2 separate regions of the Homo sapiens genome follow, and region 1 is linked to region 2. A link is a contact called in ENCODE Hi-C or POLR2A ChIA-PET data. All regions are on one chromosome and are shown on one strand. Each heading gives the region's core, a stretch centred on a gene start or an enhancer-like site at or near the end of the contact. The rest is flanking DNA. Distances are from core to core; before and after follow the strand shown.

The links. A loop is a pair of places that touch in the nucleus more often than their neighbours do. ChIA-PET counts read pairs that join two places held with the same protein, here RNA polymerase II (POLR2A). Pooled maps may share reads with other maps.
Region 1: a pooled map shows a loop between it and region 2 (2.3-fold over the local background). The contact joins two enhancer-like sites. A Hi-C loop is called at or near these places in 1 of 50 pooled maps. POLR2A ChIA-PET finds 5 or more read pairs at or near these places in 4 of 52 experiments (BJ, OCI-LY7, T-cell and 1 more).

Annotation. Positions count from the first base shown.
Region 1 is chr2:159,248,200-159,251,475 of GRCh38, forward strand. WDSUB1 (WD repeat, sterile alpha motif and U-box domain containing 1) reads right to left here. Exons shown (of 11, transcript NM_001128212.3): 10 at 173-313. Among named protein-coding and RNA genes, the nearest start is that of WDSUB1, 37 kb to the right of the region's middle. RefSeq lists an enhancer at 1-19. Within about 2 kb of position 1,977, at least 23 of the 41 ENCODE cell types and tissues checked have a DNase peak (open chromatin) inside an H3K27ac peak, as active enhancers do.
Region 2 is chr2:159,143,809-159,147,058 of GRCh38, forward strand. All of the region lies in intron 5 of TANC1 (tetratricopeptide repeat, ankyrin repeat and coiled-coil containing 1), which reads left to right. Among named protein-coding and RNA genes, the nearest start is that of MIR6888, 41 kb to the right of the region's middle. RefSeq lists an enhancer at 2,963-3,250. Within about 2 kb of position 1,648, at least 3 of the 41 ENCODE cell types and tissues checked have a DNase peak (open chromatin) inside an H3K27ac peak, as active enhancers do.

The DNA.
Region 1 (3,276 bases), core at 727-3,226, 100 kb after region 2:
TTCAATTTCATTATGAAATATACAATATTCATTTGTTCACCCAAGGTTTAATTAGTTTAAGAAAAAACTACTTAAAATTCTTCACATTTAAGCAAACTTCTGAGAACTGTCTAAACTTTTTATTCATTTAGCACAAAACATCCCCTGCAACTTAGTATAGCATCACACATACCTGATGCGATGACCGGATCTTTCATAAGTTCTCTAGTTATTGGACATATAAATTCATCAGGAATTCCTGAAGAAAGGGATTTAACCTTGGTCCTGAGCTCTTCAATTTTCCTCAGCACTTTACTACGCAGTCCTAGAGATTCTGAAAAGAAATTACTGTTAGGGCTGGATAACTACTAGTAATCCTTACTACTAGGATACTACCAGTAATCCTTATTCACAAATAGAGTTTGTTGTTGGGGTTGATTTTGAGACAGGGGCTCACTCTTTTGCCCAGGCTGGAGTGCAGTGGCAAAACGATCACCACTCATTGCAGCCTTGACCTCCTGGGCTCAAGTGATCCTCCCACCTCAGCCTCCTGAGTAGCTGGGACTACAGGCACATGGCACCATGCCCAGTTAATTTATGTATTTTCTGTAGAGATAAGGTTTCACTATATTGCCCACGCTGGTCTCGAATTCCTGGGTTCAAGTGATCCTACTGCCTCATCCTCTCAAAGTGCTGGGATTACAGGTGTGAGCCACCACAGCCAGCCACAAATAGAGATTTTATCTACTACCACCAGAAATCTTCTGACATACTGTTTTACCGCATGAACTATTGTTTTCTTTATAAATTCCTTAACAAATCTCTGTTGTATAGAATACTGTTGGTTAAAATATATCAGCAGCTAATAGCTCATTTTAAATAGATTCTGAAAGTTCAAGAATTTCAGGTTGCCAGACACTAATATACTCTACAAAATCAGAAAAGGCTCATTACTGCTTACTTACACAACAAAAAATTTCCTAAAAATCATTTTTAAATATGTTTGAGTTCAAAACATAAAAATGCCATGTTACGATATTTTTAAACTTAATGAAACTGGATATATTTGCTGATTCTTGTAAGAAACACAATCACAAATAAAGCTCATCTGTTTGTCCAAACCATAAACAGTTTCACTTGTTTTTATTCTTAACTTTAAAAGATTTTTAGTTTTAGAAAGTCTAATGAATTTTAGGAATTTTAGAATTATTGGCTGTTTACACTTTTAGAACTAGTTGACAGTTCTACTTTAGGTTGAAGTGGGTAGAAGAATTAGATTTCAGAATGCCTTACAGTTACTAGAAAAAGCCAAACCAACTTTCTTTCTGTTGGGAGGTAATGCTCCATGAGGTTTATACATGTCTTAGGACACCCTGTGTTTCAGACAGTCTTCTTGAGGATGTCTGAAAACATCCTTGGAAGCTAGAGATAGTGCGTCCCTCCCTGTGGGAGGGCAGATGTTTCCTGACTACTATAATGTCTTGCCTCTTGGGGGCTATTTGCTTAGCCCCCTCATAAGACTGGGGGTTTCCCAAGCTCAGGGCTCCTCAGCTGTGACATAAACATAAACCACCACCATGAAACTTACTTAAGAGGGAAAGGGGAGGCTGGGTACAGTGGCTCATGCCTGTAACCCCAGCACTTTGGGAGGATTAGGCAGGTGGATCACTTGAGGTCAGAATTTCAAGACCAGCCTGGCCAACATGGCAAAACCCCATCTCTATTAAAAATACAAAAAAAAAAAAGAAAGAAAGAAAAAAAATAGCTGGATGTGTTGGCACATGCCTGTAATCCCAGCTACTCGGGAGGCTAAGGCAGGAACTTCACTTGAACCCAGGAGGCGGAGGTTGCAGTGAGCTGAGATGGCGCCACTGCATTCCAGCCTGGGCGACACAGTGAGACTCTGCCTCAAAAAAAAAAAAAAAAAAAGAAGGGAAGGGAAAACAATCAGAACCTGAAGTGCAAGTGTCTGCTGTGTCACGAGTAATAAACCGTTTGAGTCAGTCAGGGCTCATTGCCCACATTCATGTGAATGTGGCAAGTTACCCTAGCAGCTTCCTGCCACCAAAGGGCTGCTTTCCTCTGACTTCCTTCCAATGGGATATGCTGAAATGAAACTGAGGATTTTTAAAACAATTTTTTTTAAAGTGTCACAAACAAATCAATGATTTCTTTACATGTTGAATATGATTTTGCAAAAATATTTATAACTTAAAAAGATTCCCTCAAATTCTTTATGAAATCACCATCCAGTTTCAAGAGAAAGCTATTTCAACACAAAGTACTCAAAAGTGCTTAGTTAGGGAAGTACCTCTAAAATGCAGCACAGTGTTAGCTGATCACCACAGCCAGCCTTGAATGTAACAAATCAGAGAATGGTCATGACAGTTTATCGAGTCCACCTCTTCCCAGAATGTCCCATTCACAATGCTGTGTTTTCCAAGGGTTAGCTGAGCTGTATTTTTATTTTGCCAGGCAAATACAGTGGAAGGTTTACGAGGAGTTATAATGATGGATCATGTATTCTAAGCTAAGTAAGGTGGAAAATAAGAGTAGAGATAGATAAGAGGTACATAAGATTAATAGAATAAAGGCTTAGATAAGATCAAGATTTGCTGAAGTGGGGTATTAGAGGATGAGATGGTAGAAAATCTGTCGTGACTGGGGTATGCTTCCTAAAAATCTTCCACCTGGGTAGAGACATGGCTTCAAAAACTGTCATAAATGTTTCCAGAACATGTTTGCAATAAGACAGTAGACATCTCATTTAAAGAGATAATTATATAACATAATAAGAAAAGGAGGCTGGGTGTAGTGGCTCATGCCTATAATCTCAGCACTTGAGAGGCCAAGGTGGGAGCACTGCTTAAGACCAGGAGTTTGAGACCAGCCTGGGCAACATAGCAAGACTCTTTCTCTACAAAAAAAATTTTAAAAATTAGCTGGGCATGGTGGTGCATACCTGTAGTCCCAGCTCCTCAGGAGGCTGAGGCAGGAGAATCTACAGAGCCCAAGAGGTAGAGGCTACAGTGAGCCATGTTCATGCCACTGCACTCCAGCCCGGGCAACAGAGTGAGACTCTGTCTCAAAAAAAAATTAAGAAAAAGAAAAAAATATAGGAGCAACTAATATTCTTTAAAAAGTATATTTTCCTGTCAAAAATATTCTACATGTGTGCTAATACTTACAATGCTTCTAGTATTTATAACAGAGAACACAGAAGGCCTAATTCAAAATTCCCCAGAGAAGGTTAAATTGGGCATTATCCTTCTCCAATCCTAACGTCATTTAGAAATG
Region 2 (3,250 bases), core at 398-2,897:
AATGCCATTCTTCTTAACTAATCTTTAAAATCAAAAGTACAGCTTTTTACCTATGTACCCATAAGTTAAAATTTAGTTTTTTAATTAAAATATTAATTGTTAACATGAAGTTTTATAACATTAAAATGAACTAACATACAGTTTAAAAATTCTTAGTTTTAATATCTAGTATGATAAATGTCAATAGACATAACCCTCCTAAGCCTGCAGTCCTCAGTTTTTAAGAGTGAATTCTGAGACCAAAAAGCTTAAGAACCTACTGGCTCTAGAGGAAGGAAAAGAGGGAGAAAATAAAAATAGAGATGAGAAAATTGATCCAAACTCTGATAGTCCTCTAGACTTAAGAGGATGAAGACTTTAAGTTGAGTGATGGATGACTGAAGAAGAAAAGGCTAATTCAGGAGGCATTTTGAATGGAGAAATAGTAAGTTTGGTGATAATTTCAATATGGGGTGGATGACATGAAAATTTTGAAGGTAACCTGCATGATAACTATGTTTTGGTATTGCAGACCAGAAACAACAAATTATTGACAGAAACAGAGCAGGTCCATGGATGGATGTTCCTTTTTATTTTTATTTTTCTGAGACGGAGTCTCGCTCTGTCTCTCAGGCTGGAGTACAGTGGCACAATCTTGGCTCACTGTGACCTCCGCCTCCTGGGTTCAGGTGATTCTCCTGCCTCAACCTCTGGAGTAGCTGGGATTACAGGCACGTGCTACCATGCCCAGTTAGTTTTTTTGTATTTTTAGTAGAGACAGGGTTTCACCATGTTGGCCAGGCTGCTCTCGAACTCCTGATCCACTCGAACATCTGATCACTCAGGTGATCCATCTGCCTCGGCCTCCGAAAGTGCTGGGATTACAGGTGTAAGCCACCGCATCCGGCCAATGTTCCTTTTTAAATACTGTTTTTGGAACTCTAAGGAGGGAGGGAATGGTAATGGCTGAGAAGGAGCAGACAGAAACAGGGAAAATACTTGTAAGTAGGAGTCATGGAAGGCAAGAGGATAAGTGAGAAGCAGGTCATGGATAGATAGAGGCAGAGGATTAATGTCAAACCAAGGGCCTGTCTCATTTAGCAGACTAGATTCACAAGTGCTATCTTGGACACTTGGTATTAAGTCAACTTCGAGGTCACATGGTGATAGGTCACATGATAGTGAACTGACGAATGTCGTCAGCAATACTCAGTGTTCTTTAGAGTCTGAGGAGGACGAGAATGGAGGAAAGACTTCTCTATGGAGTGATAATACTTGGTGATCACTAGGGACCTGCGCTCCTCCCCTGGCTTTAAACAAGAGAGAATGATTGGAATGGAAAATGAAAGCAGTAAGGTGCAGGCCAAATTGGGATGGTTTGGTAAGCAGAAAAAGGAAGGGGGTTTGTTGTCATGGAATAGTGAGTTTACAAAAACCTATTTGAGGCAGAAAAATTATGAACAGAAAGTTATGTAAGACATACAAGCACACTTGAAAATAGATATGAACTTGTGAAACCAGAAAATAATCGCAAGGAAGTGCGGGCTCTTGGTGTTAAAGTTGGTAGAGAGAATGACCAATTCTATAGCATCTTGTGGTTTATAAGCTGTTTCTCACACACATTGGTTTTGAGCCTCACAACCTGTAGGAGGTGGGTATGGCCACTTCCCTCACTAAGAAAGTGCAGTTGAGAGAGGTTCAGTACCCAAAAGGATCTGGATGGTGGTTAGCACTGAGAACACCCTGGATTCCCAGACAGTGGCGGAAGATGAGAAGATGGTTGTAGAGGGCACTGATGGTTTAAAGTTATGATGGCAGTCGGGAGCTGGTCAGTTTGTGGACTGCTCCTTAGCATTTGTGCCCCCATATGTGGTCCACAAGGGGGTGAGAAGCTGAATAGAGGCAGTCAGAAGTGATTCAAGAACTTCCCTTTACCTTTCTCCATGCAGTCAGCCTTTCACGCTATGTAATACTGAGGGTTCCATGAATGTGCTGCTGGGGGGAGTATTGTTCTCCACTTGCCTAATGGATTCCCAGGGCATTCTCTCATCTCCAAATAAAGCCATCATACAGCCGTCAGATATTTAAATCTGTGAAATGAAAAGTGAAGTCTTCTCTCCAGCCCTCATCCCACTGGTATTGGGTAATGTACACCCATTATTGATCAGCGATTTAATATTAACTACATGAATGAAAATAGACTTGCTATTTAGAGTGGTCTGTTTGAATTTGACTTGGAGGTGCTTTTGTAGTAACTAGCCTAAAACCATCTGGCTGTTCAGATCTCAGTATTTAGTGAACAGCTATGCAAGTAGACATGTATTTCCATTTCACAGCGTGTCCATGTGAGTTCCTAAGCAACTCATCACTCCCAAGATGGCTCAGTGACACTTCTCCCAGGCGGTCCTTCTGCCAGAGTGAGAAGTTCAGTGAGAGAGGGCTCTGTGCATTAGGGAAGGGAGAGATTCAGACAGCTTCATTGGATTAAGGAATTCAGACTGAAGGGGACCTTTTAAGGGGATGATCACTGGGATGACATTTTAGAAGACAGAATAATATGAAAAGACAGGTGGGAAGCCTTTGGAAGAATACAGTTGCAGTGCCTTAATGGATATAAACATGAAGTAAATAAAATAACGTCTGTCCATTCATCCCAACCCCGGGTAAGGGTTTAGAACTTGGGTAGCAGCAAAGTCCAGGTTGTGCAGTTAAGAGAACAGTTGATCATGAATTTGGGTGTCCCTTTTCCTTTTTTTTTTTTTTTTTTTTTGGAGACAGAATGTTGCTCTGTTGCCAAGGCTGGAGTGCAGTGGCACAATCTCGGCTCACTGCAACCTCTGCCTCCCGGATTCAAGTGATTCCCCTGCCTCAGCCTCCCGAGTAGCTGGGATTACAGGCATCTGCCACTACGCCCAGCTAATTTTTGTATTTTTAATAGAGATGGGGTTTCACCATGTTGGCCAGGCTGCTCTCAAACTTCTGACCTCAGATGATCCACCCGCCTCGGCCTCCCAAAGTGCTGGGATTACAGGCGTGAGCCACCGCACCCGGCTTAGGTGTCCCTTTTCAACTCAACCATTAAAGCTGGAATCGCCACTGCTCCCCAACTTATCTGAAATGGGTTGGATGGTAAGTTGTTTTTGGATTAAAAAAAAAAAATGAAACACTTGAGATCCTGGAGTATCTGTTTGCAGACACAGTGTGGAGGCAGCAGCCACTGTGCTGGGGTGTTGCGGTCCCCCTGCTGCACATAGGACCTACATAGGATCAG